Regions from separate parts of the Homo sapiens genome. Here region 2 is linked to region 1. Evidence: chromatin contacts called from ENCODE Hi-C or POLR2A ChIA-PET data. All regions are on one chromosome and are shown on one strand. The core of a region is the stretch at or near the end of the contact, and the rest is flanking DNA. Distances in the headings are between cores, read along the strand shown.

Region 1 (7,539 bases), core at 3,078-5,577:
CAACATCTTTATATTTGATTAGCAGACCTACATGCTTTTTATTAGAATTTCTAGCACAAACACTGAAATGGACCAGGTCAAAACCTGCCCCATGGCACGTCACCATTGAGTCTCCTCCAGACCCTTGGGTTAGGAGAAATGAGTTCAGTATCACATTTTAAAGTGCGACAGCTAATATGCCAGCTAATGTAGGAGATGTCAGAGGAGTGTGGGATGAGCTTGAAAGGGGAGCAGCAGAGGAGTGTGGGATGAGCTTGAAAGGGGAGCAACAGCTGTAGTAAACAGCATGGTGGTTCCTCAAAAACTTAAAGAGAGTTACCATATGATCCAACAATTCAGTTTCTGGTTATATACCTCAAAGAATTGAAAGCAAGAACGGCCGGGTGCGGTGGCTCACGCCTGTAATCCCAGCACTTTGGGAGGCCGAGGCGGGTGGATCATGAGGTCAGGAGATTGAGACCACCGTGAAACCCCGTCTCTACTAAAAATACAAAAAAAAAAAAAAAAAAAAATTAGCCAGGAGCGGTGACGGGCGCCTGTAGTCCCAACTACTCGGGAGGCTGAGGCAGGAGAATGGCGTGAACCCGGAGGGGGAGCTTGCAGTGAGCCGAGATTACGCCACTGCACTCCAGCCTGGGCGACAGCGTGACTCCGTCTCAAAAAAAAAAAAAAAAAGCAGGGACACAAACAGATATTCATATGCTCATGTTAATAGCAGCATCATTCACGATAATCAAATGGTAGAAGCAACTCAAGTGTCCATCAACAGATGAATGGATCAACAAAATATGGCATATACACATAATGGAATAATATTCAGCTTAAAGTAGGAATTTGCATAATGGAATATTATTCAGCTTAAAATAGAAACTTGGTATGTTTTTTGTTTGTTTGTTTGTTTTGAGATGGAGTCTTGCTCTGTTGCCCAGGCTGGAGTGCAGTGGCACGATCTTTGTTCACTGCAGCTTCCACCTCCCGGGTTCAAGTGATTCTCATGCCTCAACCTCCCAAGTAGCTGGGACTACAGGCACCCACCACCACGCCCAACTAATTTTTGTATTTTTAGTGGAGAGGGGATTTCATCATGTTGGCCAGGCTGGTCTCGAACTCCTGACCTCAAGCAACCTGCCTGTCTTGGCCTCCCAAAGTGCTAGGATTACAGGCGTGAGCCACCACACCTGGAAAGCAGAAACAGAACTTCCGAACTTTGAAGATATTATGTTAAGTGAAATAAGTCAGACACAAAAGGACAAAAACATACTGTATGATTCCACTTATATGAGGCGCATACCCATAGAAGCAGAAAGTAGAATGGTGTCTGCCAGAGGCTGGGCCGGAGGAAACAGGGAATGGGGAGTTACAGTTTAATGGGTGTAGAATTTCAGTTTGGGAAGCTTAAATGTTCTGGAGATGAATGGTGGCAATAGTTGCACAACAATGTGGATGCTGCGGAACTGTACACCAAAAAATGATATCAATGGCATATTTTATATTATGTGTATTTTATCATGATTCTTTCTTTCTTTCTTTCTTTTTTGAGACACAGTTTCGCTCTGGTTGCCCAGGCTGGAGTGCCATGGCGCGATCTCAGCTCACTGCAACCTCCGCCTCCCAGGTTCAAGTGATTCTCTTGCCTCAGCCTCCTGAGTAGCTAGGATTACAGGAAACTGCCACCACACCCAGCTAATTTTTTTGTATTTTTACTAGAGATGGGGTTTCACCATGCTGGCCAGGCTGGTCTCGAACTCCTGACCTCAGGTGATCCACCCCCCACCCTTGGCCTCCCAAAGTGCTGGGATTACAGGAGTGAGCCACCACACCCAGCTTATCATGATTTTAAAAGGGGGAGAGAAGCATCATCCTGCTTAGTAGTAGGGAGGGCCTGGCTATGGGTTGGGTGGACAGCTGAGTTGGTATGAGTTGGAGAACAGGCTCACCTTGTCACAACTGGGAGGTGACAGGCGAGGAGGCTAAGCATGCCCTGCTAAGCCTTGAAGTCCAGATTGAGAAATTTGGGTTTGAGATCCTGAGTCACTTCTTGGGTCAAGTCTTTTTCTCCTGGTTAAAAAACAATTTCCTTGGGGTGGAGTAATCCAGGAGCTCTAAAGGTAGCAGGTTTTTGTTTCTTTGTTTGTTTTTGAGACAGAGTCTTGCTCTGTCGCCAGGCTGGAGTGCAGTGGCGCAGTCTTGGCTCATTGCAACCTCCACCTCCTGGGTTTAAGCCATTCTCCTGCCTTAGCCTCCCAAGTAGCTAGGATTACAGACATGTGCCACCATGCCTGGCTAATTTTTGTATTTTTAGTAGAGACAGGGTTTCACCATGTTGGCCAGGCTGGTCTTGAACTCCTGACCTTGTGATCTGCCCGCCTCGGCCTCCCAAAGTGCTGGGATTACAGGCGTGAGCCACCGCGCCCAGCCCAAGGTAGCTGGTTAAATTAATGCGGATTGGTTTAGTCATCAGCCATCGGTAGGGGTTTTATCATCAGAGAGTGGGGACAGATGGCATAGGACATTGTTCAGGAGTCTGACAGCTCTGGGCTTGTGTTGTGATTTCTCCATTCCCTAGCAGTGTGCCCTAAACTAGTGAGTGCCACTGTTTCCTCATCTGTAAACTGGGGATAATCACGACCTTGTGTAACAGGGTTAAAAGGAGAAAGAGTTACATACTAAGTATTTGCCACTTCTGTCTTCTTTCTCCTGCCAAGGAGGAAGGGTGGCAGCTGGCGTGTTTGTATGCTGTTTCAAGAGAGGTGAGGCAGAGCAAAATCCAGAGTAGATCAAATTTCTTTGAATAAGAAAAGATGAAGGCAGGGCGTGGTGGCTCACACCTGTAATCCCAGCAGTTTGGGAGGCTGAGGCGGGCAGATCAGTTGAGGTCAGGAGTTCAAGACCAGCCTGGTCTGGGCGGATCAGTTGAGGTCAGGAGTTCAAGACCAGCCTGGCCAACATGGTGAAACCCCATCTCTACTAAAAATACAAAAACGAGCCAGGCACGGTGGTGCACACTGGTAGTCCCAGCTATTTGGGAGGCTGAGGCAAGAGAATTGCTTGAACCCAGGAGGCAGAGGTTGTGGTAAGCCGAGATCACACCACTGCACTCCAGCCTGAGTGACAGAGCAAGAAGACAGCAACAGAACTAGGTTTGGGGTGTGGGAGGAGAGAAGCTGAACTGCTGTGCTGAGGACTGGGACTTGGGCAGGGATAGAAGCCCCTTGTGTTTTGTGAAAAAATTTCCTCTCTGTGCTTCCCCAAGAGACTCTTAGGAGAGACTTACTATGGTGCTTTCTAAGCAGCGTTGGAATCTCAGCCTTTTTTGAATGCTGGGACGAGCCTCCAGGTGGTCCAGTACATCTGGGTTCCATTTGCAAAATGTCTGACACATTTTAGGAGCTTAACAAAATGCTCAGTTATTCTACAAGAAGACAGATCTGGGAGCTGGAGAGATGAGGGCTGGGTATCTTCAAAGAGCAGACAAAACACCTTCCTGAGACACCAGGCCACTAGGTTAGGTTAAAGGAGTGTTAAGTCCCATGCCTTTCCTCTCTCTAGAGCTGCACTGTTCGGTGTGGTAGCCAATAGCCACAAATATTTGCATTGTATTATTTTATCTTATTTTTTTGAGACAGGGGTCTTACTCTGTCGCCCAGGCTGGAATGCAGTGGCACCATCTCAGCTCACTGTGACCTCTTCCTCCTGAGTTCAAGCAATTCCATGCCTCAGCCTCTTAAGTAGCTGGGATTACGGGTGCACACCACCACACCTGGCTAATTTTTGTATTTCTTAGTGGAGACGAGGTTTTGCCATGTTGGTCAGGCTGGTCTTGAACTCCTGACCTCAGGTGATCTGCCTTCCTCGGCCTCCTAAAGTGCTGAGATTATAGCCGTGAGCCACCATGCCCAGCTATAATTAAAAATGAAAAATAAAAATAAAAAATATGGTTCTCGTTCACACTTAGCCATACATCAAGTGCCCAATAGCCACATGTTGATAGTGGCCACCACATTGCACAAAGCAGATATAGAATCTTTCCATCAGCATGGAAGGTTCTGTTGGACAGCACTGTGCTAGAAAGATGAGGAAAAAGTCCAAGTAAGTCGGTTTGTTTATACCCTGAATTGTTCCTCAAAGGATCTGAGGCAGGCGAGGACAGCCTGAGGCCATCAGACCAGAGCCCTGTGGCTGGAGCGGGGGAAGGCTGGCGTGTGGGCTGAACCCAGTCAGGAGTGGAGCCACAGAGAGAAGCAAGGCCCCAGTGGGCTGAGCTCCAGGACCCAGATAGGAAATGGGAGGAAGGTGGGGGTAGGGTTGTTGTGGGAGTGAGTGTCAAAGGACAAGGCCATGTGCAATCAGATGTTGAGCAATGAGTCTGCTGCGGGAAGAGGCTCCCCCGTTCCTCTTAGCAGCGTATGGTTCTCTGACCTGTTTAATCAAGGAGTCTCCTGTGCCCTGCTGTTCTCAAGTACAGATTCCAAATTCCAGCTAATCAGATGCAATTACAGGATATTGTTGGGTGCAAGTTCTGACTTGCAGCACATCGGGTAGGATGCCAGGCCTGGGTCCCTGCATGCCGCCTGGCTGGTATGTTTTCAGCAGCCGTCCTGGAGGCAGTGGGGCCAGGAGACATCCTTCCTGGTGGCGGTGCTGAGAGTGGAGAGGGTGAAGGGAACCAGGCCTGGGTGCTATCCTGCAGCACTTTCAAAGCAAAGATCTGCTCCAGGGATGGATTCTTCTTGAGGGCAAGTCAGAGTTTAAAAAATATTCATTAAAAGTGACTTTGTGTTAAACTCATTTCTGGGGATTAAAGAAAAGCCAAACTTATATTAAGATCATTTTAATTTAAGCTTTGTTGGGAAGTTAGAAGATATCGCAGGGTGGGTTGGAGTGCCAAGGGAGCAGCTTCTTATTGCTTAATTTGAGATAATGTATTCCCGTAAGTTTTATTTTTACTTTTATTTTGAGGTATAACAGACTCACAGCAAAGCACACTCATCTTTACTGTACAGCTTGATAAATTTTTACATATGTATGTACCCATGCAATCTCCACCCAGATCAGAATACGGAACATTTCCAGCACCCTAAAATGTTCCCTCACCTCCCTCCTGTCCATCAGTCTCGCCCCCGACAGGTAATCGCTGTTCTGATCTACCACCAACAATCAGCTTTGCCTGTTCTTGAACTTCATATAAATGGAATCATACGGTGGGTGCCCATTTGTTCCCTGGCTTCTTTTGCTCATAAGCCTGTGAATGATTTTCTTTCTTTCTTTCTTTCTTTTTTTTGAGACAGGGTCTCGCTTTGTTACCCAGGCTGGAGTGCAGTGGCATGATCACAGCTCTCTTCAGCCTCAACCTCCCAGGCTCAAGCGATCTCACCTCAGCCTCCCGAGCAACTGGGACTACAGGTGCGCACCACCACGCCCAGTTAACTTTTTTTTTTTTTTTGTAGAGACAGGGTCTCACTATGTTACCCAGGCCAATCTTGAAATCCTGGGCTCGAGCGATCCTTCTGCCTCGGCCCCTCAAAGTGCAGGGATCACAGGCGTGAGCCAACGCACCCAGCCAGCCTGTGAACTTTTTTAGGAGAAATTTTTATAGCTACAGATTCATAGTCCTTTACCTGAAACCCTTGGGGCCAGATAGGTTTCCGAATTCAGATTTTTTCACCGTTTAGAAAAAAGCCATGGTGCGCACACTGTATATTATGAAATACCCACCGCAGGATCTGGGGCAGCACCTGGTAAACACATAAATATTTTTAAGCAAAGTCCATGAATATTCACACACTAAATGGTGTAAATAAAGGCTGTAAATAGCCTTGCGTCAGTTGGAGGCCATTTTGTTGCCAAATAAGTTCATGTCAGGTTAAGTTCTGCAGTCAAATGTGTTATGATAAAACTTGTTTTATCATATGGTTTTCAGAAGTTCAGGGATTTTGAAATTGAGAATAAGGGATGGTGGACCTGTTAGTTTTGGACAAGCCTTTGGCTGTGTGGGAGACAAATCCCGAGTAGTCTCCCACGCAGAGGGAAGGTTGCAGAAACCCGCTGCCTCACAGGGGTATGGACTGCACTGTCCACCAGGACAGCCTCTCCCAACCACAGCTCTCAGAAGGTCCAGACGTGAACTCCTGACACCGAAGGCACATCTTTGCTGGGTGGGTATTTTCCTGGGATCTCTACCTTTGCTTAGATTTTCAAAAGAAACCTAATACTTAAATACGGTCTAGAGCCCCAGCTAGAAAGAGTCCTTGAGATCAAAGAATTGCTTAGCTAGAGCCCTCAGTTATAGACCTGAGTTTGTTTCTAAGGGACATGAGTCTCAATTAATTGACGTTTCAGTGATTGGCAGGGGAGGGGAGTGAGAAGGGGCAGACATTGGAGATTGAGAGTGTGGAGAAAGATGGGGCAAGAGAAGTTAGGATGAGTGTGAGGGGAGCCAAGAAGAGAATACACACAGGTCTCCATGCAGGACTGAGCACGGGAGAGATCATCCCAGGGGCTGGGGGTTATGTCTTCAGTTTAGGAGCCTGCATGGAGCATCTACTATGTGCAAGGCGCTGGGGATGCAAAGATGAATAAGAGCTGCTCCCTGACAGTGATACCTATTTATGACTGTATTGCTCCTCTCTGAAGAGCTCTCTTTTCATTTCCTCCCTCCCTTCTCCACCCCACCTCCCCACCAAAGAAAACACACACACAGCCAGGAGTGGCCTTGAGGTTCAGGCCACAGGCTCCAGACCTTTTGGGCTCTTTCCTCCACTCCCAATCAAAGTGTCCGGGTCCGGGGGATCACGTGAGGCCAGGAGTTTGAGACCAGCCTGGGCAACATTGCGAGACCCCATCTCTACAAAAAATTTTTTCTTTCTTTCTTTCTTTTTTTTTTTTTGAGACAGAGTTTCCCTCTTGTTGCCCAGGCTGGAATGCAATGGCACGATCTTGGCTCACTGCAACCTCTGCCTCCCAGGTTCAAGTGATTCTCCTGCCTCAGCCTCCCGAGTAGCTGGCATTACAGGCATGCAAGATCACGCTTGGCTAATTTTGTATTTTTAGTAGAGATGGGGTTTCTCCATGTTGGTCAGGCTGGTCTTGAACTCCTGACCTCAAGTGATCTGCTCGCCTCTGCCTCCTAAAGTGCTGGGATTATAGGCGTAAGCCACCTTGCCCAGCACAAAAATTTAAAAATTAGCTGGTGTGGAGGTAGCACACCTATAGTTCCACCTACTCAGGAGGCTGAGGCGGGAGGATGGCTTGAGCCCAGGAGGTTGAGGCTGCAGTGAGCTATGATCATGCCTCTGCATTCCAGCATGGGTAGAGCAAGACCCTGTTTTTGTTGTTGTTGTTGTTGTTTTCAGACGGATTTTTGCTCTGTCGCCCAGGCTGGAGTGCAGAGGCTCAATCTTGGCCCACCACAACCTCCTCCTCCTGGGTTCAAGCAATTCTCCTGCCTCAGCCTCCTGAGTAGCTAGGATTACAGGCACGGGACACCACATCCAGCTAAGTTTTGTATTTTTAGTAGAGACGGGGTTTCACCATGTTGGC
Region 2 (7,539 bases), core at 1,853-4,352, 620 kb before region 1:
AATTCTGATTCCAAATCTCCAATTGCCACAGTGCTGAGAAATCAGCCTTAGTTATGTTCAGGGGGATTCTCTAGGGTCACAGAAGAATCTGGGACCCAGGAAAAGAGGCCCTGTGCCTTGTGGTTGCCATGGTAGTTGACTCCTGTTGCTGTGGCTCCTGAACCCTGGGTCAGGCCTCAGGCAGGCCCTGCTGCCCTGGACACACTCTGAGAGGTCTTCACAGTAGCTCTCTCGATGACCACAGGAGGACCCCGAAGACCCTCAGGGCCTCAGCACACAAACAACCCCATCTGGCACTGCAGGCCAGAGGAACACAGACAAAGGCCTCATCTCTGTCGCTTCCAGCTTGGGGAGGCCCCATCTCCCTTCTCCTTCCATTTTACTCTCCATCAGGAGACCTCCACCTCCTAAACCTAACTGAGTCGGGACATCCCTCTGCTTTGACGACAAACCCCAAAGCTACTTGAGGCAACCCACCCCGCCCCTGCAACCACCAAAAAAACCAACCAAACAAAAAACCCGACTCAGACTCTGGCTTCAGTTCTTTTCTTGGGATGGAAGATGGAAGGTCGTTATTCCAAGCGCAATGGGAAAACACAAAATAAAATTTCAGCATAGATCCTGGCTACACAACTCATGCCTGAACCTTAATTTAAGGCTTCTCAGGCCTCTCCTTGCCAGGTCAACCAAAGACAGAGAAGCACTTACGTGCCGGGGGAATAGGATGGAGTCAGGGCAGCCCTACCTTCCCCTTTGTAGAATGCGGGTTGGAGATGGGAGGTATTGAAGGGAAGCCCAGGAATTGGAGTCAGAGAGACTCGACATGTGGACCCAAAGTAGATGCTCAGTAAATTCCTCTCGTATGAATAAATCCAATCTTGGGCACAGTCCTTCACATCTCTGAGCCTTACCATCTTTATCTGAAAAATGGGCATCTACTCAGTCAACAACCATTTCTTGATTACCAGGCACCCTTTAAGCTATGCGGGATATAGCAGTGAACATGACAAAGATCCTCCCTGACAGAAGCTCCATTTTGTGGGTAAGACACAATAAACGGGTCATGTCATATCCGCTCTAGTAGGATGGGTTGGTACCCAGCCTCTGTCCCCTCATCCTAACTTCATTGCCCTCAGCTGACTTCTAATTGCCTCCCCACCGCAGCCTCCCAAGTGCTGAGATTACAGGCATGAGCCACTGCACCGGGCCCATCAGTTTCTTAATCTGTACAGTAAGGTTGATGAAACCTCATTTAACCACCTTACAACATTTTCGAGAGGGCCAAATTCGGAAGTCATTTATTGGCTGTAGTGATATCATTAGGTCATGTGGTGGAGAAAAAAGAATGAGGAGCCTCAGCTTCTGGCATTTAATTTGCTGTGTGGCTTTGAGGCAGTTCCTTAGTTTCTCTGGTCTTTAGCTACCCACTTTGTTAAATAAAGGACTGGCTTATGATTCCTAACAAAATAATAATGTTTAGTATGCTTACTATATGCCAGGCACTATGCCTAGCACATTTCATATACATTTTCTCATTTAATCCTTCTAACAGCCCTATGAGGTTGGCACTTTCTTGTTTTGAGACAGGGTCTCACTCTGTTGCCCAGGCTGGAATGCAGTGACTTGATCATGGTTCACTGCAGCCTTGACCTGCTCAAGGGATTCTCCTGCCTCAGCCTCCCACGTAGCTGGCACTACAGGTGCGTGCCACCATGCCTGGCTAGTTTTCTTAAATTTTTGATTCACAGAGATGAGGTGTCCTTATGTTGCCCAGGCTGGTCTTGAACTCCTGGGCTCAAGCAATCCTCCCACCTCAGGCTTCCAAGGTGCTGGGATTACAGGCATGAGGCACCATGCCTGGCCTTGCACCATTCTTATGGAACCTGAGATACAGAGAGGTTAGGTAACCGGCCATGGTCGCTCAGCTAGTAAGCAGTAGTGCTGGGATAAAAATTAAGGACTTCTGAGCACTGCTGTCCAATAAAACTCCTGTGATGAGGGTAATGTTGTATATCTTTGTTGTCCAACACGGTAACCACTAGTGTGACTGTGAGCACTTGAAATGTGGCCAGCGTGACTGAGAAACTGACATAAATATCTACCAGTAGCTATGCCTTGGCCAGCGCAGCTCTAGTGTGCCAGTTTTTGGCCCCACTTCTTCGTGAGACGCAGCACCAAGTAGTGGTGAAGAGTATAGACTCTGACTCTGGAGCCAGATTCTCTAGTTCGATTGAACACAACTTACTAGCTATCTGTGACTGAACCTCTCTGTTCCTCAGTTGCCCCTCTAAAATGAAGATGACAAAGGTGGTCATGAAAGCAAATGGCCTTTATTATGGGCATTTGATGCTTATGAATTGTAGCACGCTCCTTCAGATAAACCTTGGGTTAGAGGATGAAAAGGGGGACAGATGGGCAGGCCGGATCATCCTTTAGTGACTGAGTGGGCCGGTGCCTGGGGATTCCTTCCAAGCCCGTGCCAGGCATGGATCCCAAAGGCCCCCTGGGATGGTGGGCATGGAGGGTCCCCAAGGAGAGCCGGGAGAGCCACGTAATAAGACGAGTTAATCAAAAGGGCAGCGAGTCCCCAGGGCTCACAGCGCTCGTCTCACAGCGAGCATGCGCAGGAGAAGGCCCGATGGCTCCTTCCCCCGCCCCCGTCTCTCTCTGAACCATCCGCAGCGTGGCCTGCAGGAGTGGGGGCCAGAACAAGAGCGACCTGGAGGGTGAGGGGCCAAGACAGGAGTTGGCGGCGGGGGCTTGGGGGTGGGTTGGGAAGAGAAGGAGCGAGGGAAGTGAGGTACAGGGTAGGATGACCCGCCAGCTTGTCCTGGGGTCAGGTCAGACCCGAGGGCGTGGCAGCAGGGCCCCCACGTTGTACTGGGGGGGCGGAGGGGGCGGGCGCCATGTCTGTCGTATCCTATGTGAATGGCGCCCCCTGTAGTTTATGCCACGCAGCGGTCGCGGGTGTGCTGAACGCCTCCAAGTCCACGCCAGATTTCCCGCCCCCCACCCCCTTTTACGTGGATCAAAAAGAGCTAATGGCTAAAGGAAAAAGAATTGGCTGGGAGGGTTAAACAGAAAGGGAGCAAGGAGAGTCACGAGGCCTGTCCCTGGGGCCCGGCCCCGGCCCCTCCCCTTCCAATACCGCAGATTGGCCGCCCCTCCTCCCCTTCTCCTTTCTCCTCACACCCCAGCCGGGCTTTTCAGGCTGGAGAACATTTGATCCTGCTTCCCGCGGAGCTGCCGGGGAGAAAGTTAGAAAGACCAGCTCAGCGAAACTTGATGCGTTCCACTGGGGCTGCTGAGGCCTGGGAGCAGATGCCTGAGGACAGAGCCACCCTCAGCCTGGCAGAGCCCCCATGCCTCTAGGAACGCACCTGATTCAGACCTCTCCTCCCAGACAGCATCTCAGAAGGAAGCAGCAGTGGGGGTTGCTAACCCCCTGCCACTGTTTACACAGGGGTTTCCCAGAAACCCTGGGCCTCACCTGCCTGCTTCCCTTCCCCGAGAATCAGTTTTCCTTCAGCCTGTACATAACTCAAACATGTCTTCGATCTTCATTATTTGTATTTGTCCGTAATCTACATATTGTCTGGATAATTTGGGCCTCCGTTATCCTGGTAATTTAGGTCTTGCCCAAAGCCTACTTTTGTTTGAGTTAGTCAGTGTAACCAACTCAGCTCATTTTATTTTATTTTTATTTATTTTTTTGAGACAGGATCTCACTCTGTCACCCAGGCTGAGTGCAGTGGTGTGATCATGGCTCACTGCAGCCTTGACCTCCTGGGCTCAAGGGAACCTCCCATCTCAGCCTCCCAAGTAGCTGGGACCACAGGCGCATGACGCCATGCCTGGCTAATTTTCTGACTTTTTTTTTTTTTTTTTTTTTTTTTTTTAGAGATAAGGTTTTACTGTGTTGCCCAAGCTGGTCTCAAACTCCTGAACTCAAGCAGTCCTTCCACCTTGGCCTCCCAAAGTGTTGGGAACTCAGGCGTGAGCCACCACACCCTGCCACAGTTCATTTTAATGAGCATAAATCAAATAACTACTGTGTGCTCAGCTTGGCACTGGGTACTGTGAGCAGTCCAGACATGAGCAGGACACTCACTCTACCCTTGAGCTCACAGCACACATGGAAACAAAGCACAGAGAACGAATGCCCACTCTAAGCCTGGGGTGGAGGGGTGTCATTCATGAGGCCAGAGTAGCAGGTGGGGCCTTTGGAGAGGAGCTGATCTCTAGGTGCCCTGTAGTCTGCTTAGTCAGAGATACCTCCCTAGGGGAGGTCAGTGGAGTCAGATGGGGCTGGGACTTCTTGCTGGGGTGGAGCCTGGCTTCCAGAGAGAGGGTGCTCTTCCCTGTGGGTGCCAACGGCTGCATGCCAGCTTAACAGTATTTCCTTCAAACAGGCCTCTTTCCCAGGAGCCCAGAAAGACATTTGCATTAGGAGAAAATACCCAAGTAAAACACAGACTACTTCCCTTGGGTTTGGCTGAAATTTGGAAAGCTGCAGGCAACCAGGCTTGAAGAAAGGTTAGGGGCCAAGACGGGGGGATCACCTGAAGTCAGGAGTTCGAGACCAGCTTGGCCAACATGGTGAAACTCTGTCTCTATTAAAAATGCAATATATATACATATATATATTAGCCAGGCATGGTGGTGGGTGCCTGTAATCCCAGCTACTCAGGAGGCTAAATTTTTTTTTTTTTCAAGCCTGGTTGCCTGAGGTGGGAGGACCACTTGAGCCTGGGGATTTGAGGCTGCAGTGATCTCTGACTGCACCACTGCACTCCAGCCTGGACAACAGAGTGAGATCTTGTCTCAAAAACAAAAAAAACAAAAAAAACAAAATGTTCAGTAAGAGCCTAGAAATCAGAGTAACCAGCCAGTGCCTTCCTAGTTCTCCATCCTCTTCACTTTTACCCATGTAGTGAACACTTGGTTGCTGTTATAGTATATCTATCTGTCCCTAGATCTATAGCCTGGCTCCATTTGTATTCCAGGATCTGTAACCCTGTAATAGCAGTCTTCCCCCATCAGACTACGGGCCCTTAGGGCCAGGGCTGTCTCCTCTATCAGACTTGGGCTACCTGAGCGCAGGGCTGTGTCTTTAGCTGTTGGATGCCTCCAGCACAATGGGGTGCCCAGGATTATATAGACACAATGCTTGGGTCCATGAATATTTGTTAAGTTAATGAAGAGTCAAAAGAACTCCACTTTTCCAGCCCATTTGCTTCTTCCCAGACCCACCCCAGTGGGGAAGCAGAGCCTGGTAAACCAGTGTCCCTTACACCTGCTCAGAGTGGGAAGACCATAAATTTCTCAAATCAGTATAAAACAAAATTACTTGTGATCTACTGAACCATCAACTCAAAAAAATTAAACAAAACCTCCCCTTTTCCAACATTAGTGTAGACAAAGGAAGCCCAGGTGACCCTCACTTGGGAAATGATGGCTCCAGATATCAGGCCTTGGAGAGAGCTCACAAGGCTTTGGAGTCTAGTGCTGGGAGCAGTCTCAGAGGTGGTCCAGGCACATGTGCTTATTGTGGAAATGAGAATCCAGAGGCCAAAAGGGGAAGGTCACATAATGAGTCAGGGTGTAGTCGTGACATAGTGGCCAGAAGTGGGAGAGGGACTCCTGTCTCCTTTGCGTTCTTCCCCACACCTAAGATTCTAGAACTGGTCACTTCTGTCACACTCTGTTAAACCAGTCTGCGAATGTCCCCTTGCCTCAGTCTTCACATCTATAAAATGGAGGGGGCCACATGTCTTAACTTACCTCACAGGAACATTTTAAGGACCAGGTAGGATAATGGATGTGGAATTCTTTGGAAAGTTCAAATTTGAGGGCACCCATGGAGATGGTTGTAATTTACAAGACAATCTAAATAAATCGGCCTTTCAAATGTGGGCATGGTTCCTAGTCTTGCAATCTAGCCCCATTAATATTCATTAATCAACTCATATGATAAGGATTTACTGAGCACCTACTACTGGCCAGGCACAGGGCCAGCTGCTGAGGATACTGTGGTGCCCCCTTCAGTTTATTCCCTACACAGCAGCCAGAGTGAGCCTGCTAAGTAAAGTTAGATCCCTTCCCTGCTCTGCACAAGACCCTGTCATAGCTCTTCTCATTGCGCTCAGAGTAAAACCCAACATCCTGCAATAATCCCAAGACTCGAATGACCTGCCCCCTAAATCTCTCTGATCTCAGCTCCTCCTACTCTCCCCTCACCTTCTCAGCTGCAGCCACGTCCTCCTCACCACCGCAAGGCCTTTTGTCCTCGCCATCCCCTCTCTCTGCAATGTCCTCCCCCTAGATACTGGCATGGTTCGGTCCCTCTAATCTTAAAGGTCATGACTGAAATGTTAGTGGGGTCCTTCTGGGTACCTTCTCTGACAGTTCAGCTCTTACATTTCCTACTCCTTTCCCTAGCTTTAGTGTTCTCCTTCATACCCTGTACTATCCAAATACCGTATTTTCCCCATTTGTGTAGTCTATTGTCTGTCTCTTCGCTAGACTATAGCCTCCATGAAGGCAGGGATTCTTGTCTGATTTATTTACATTGAGTCTGCTGTGCCTAGGGCAGTGCCTGGCACATAGTAAGCACTCATTAAATATTTGTTAAATGAATGAATGGTGAACATATAGACAAGGTCCCTGCTCCCATGCAGCCTGCATTCTACCAACAGAAGGTCTGCTGGGGGTGTGGGATGAGGAGGGGGGTGGTGTGGGCTACAAACCGTGAGTGACATGCATCTTCAGGGCCCCTTTTCTCCACGGGTATCATGGTGGGATTGCATTCTCACCAGTCTTGAGCCACCACAGTTTATAATAGGAGTTAACTGCCTGCTAATTAGCAGCTGAAGCCATTAATTGGCTATTTGTTAGAGCCCGAATTAATAAACTGGTCTTTCAGCGGGGTCATAACTCTCCCGTTCCTCACCCCTCCCAGTCATCCTTCCCCCACATGACCAGAAAGCGTCTTGCAATGAGATTGAATCAATACCTGCCACTGTATGATTTTCAGAGACAATTTCTCTCACAAGGCGACAACACCATCTAGCAAAGACTCTTCCTCTCTCTCTCTTTCTTTCTCTCCTCTTCCAGGCTGTCACTCGCCGGAGGCGAGCTAGTGGCAGGAGGAGATGGGAGAGCTTTCTAGTAACATGCTCTCACAACAAACCGCAGTTGCCCTGCTTGCTCAATGCCTGGAGCCCCTGGTTCCCTGGCCCCTGGCTTGTGGTCAGCAACGAGTTCCTGAAACCTCCTGGGGCCCAAGTGCTAGGTTTTCTTTGAGGCAAATATATATATATATATATATATATATATATATATATATACACACACACATATATATATATATATTTTTTTTTCTAGTGGGAAGTGACCTAGAATGATCTTGAGTGGAACCGAAGACTTGGCAGCTGGGTGCTGACCACCAAGCCTCCAGATAGCCTGACCTCAGGCTCATCCTGTGCCCTATGGCCCATGTCAGGTCTAGCAGTCTAGCTCTCATGTCCCCCCTGCCCT

What was found. A loop is a pair of places that touch in the nucleus more often than their neighbours do. ChIA-PET counts read pairs that join two places held with the same protein, here RNA polymerase II (POLR2A).
Region 2: a map of breast epithelium shows a loop between it and region 1 (20-fold over the local background). The contact joins two enhancer-like sites. A Hi-C loop is called at or near these places in 1 of 168 maps with a recorded cell type or tissue (breast epithelium). POLR2A ChIA-PET finds 5 or more read pairs at or near these places in 2 of 52 experiments (WTC11 and activated T-cell).

The regions. Positions count from the first base shown.
Region 1 is chr6:37,080,444-37,087,982 of GRCh38, reverse strand. No RefSeq gene overlaps it. Among named protein-coding and RNA genes, the nearest start is that of FGD2, 79 kb to the right of the region's middle. RefSeq lists an enhancer at 3,900-4,400. Within about 2 kb of position 4,327, at least 15 of the 41 ENCODE cell types and tissues checked have a DNase peak (open chromatin) inside an H3K27ac peak, as active enhancers do; they include breast epithelium, where a contact is called at or near this core.
Region 2 is chr6:37,700,999-37,708,537 of GRCh38, reverse strand. No RefSeq gene overlaps it. Among named protein-coding and RNA genes, the nearest start is that of MDGA1, 6.9 kb to the right of the region's middle. RefSeq lists a silencer at 2,703-2,962. Within about 2 kb of position 3,102, at least 29 of the 41 ENCODE cell types and tissues checked have a DNase peak (open chromatin) inside an H3K27ac peak, as active enhancers do; they include breast epithelium, where a contact is called at or near this core.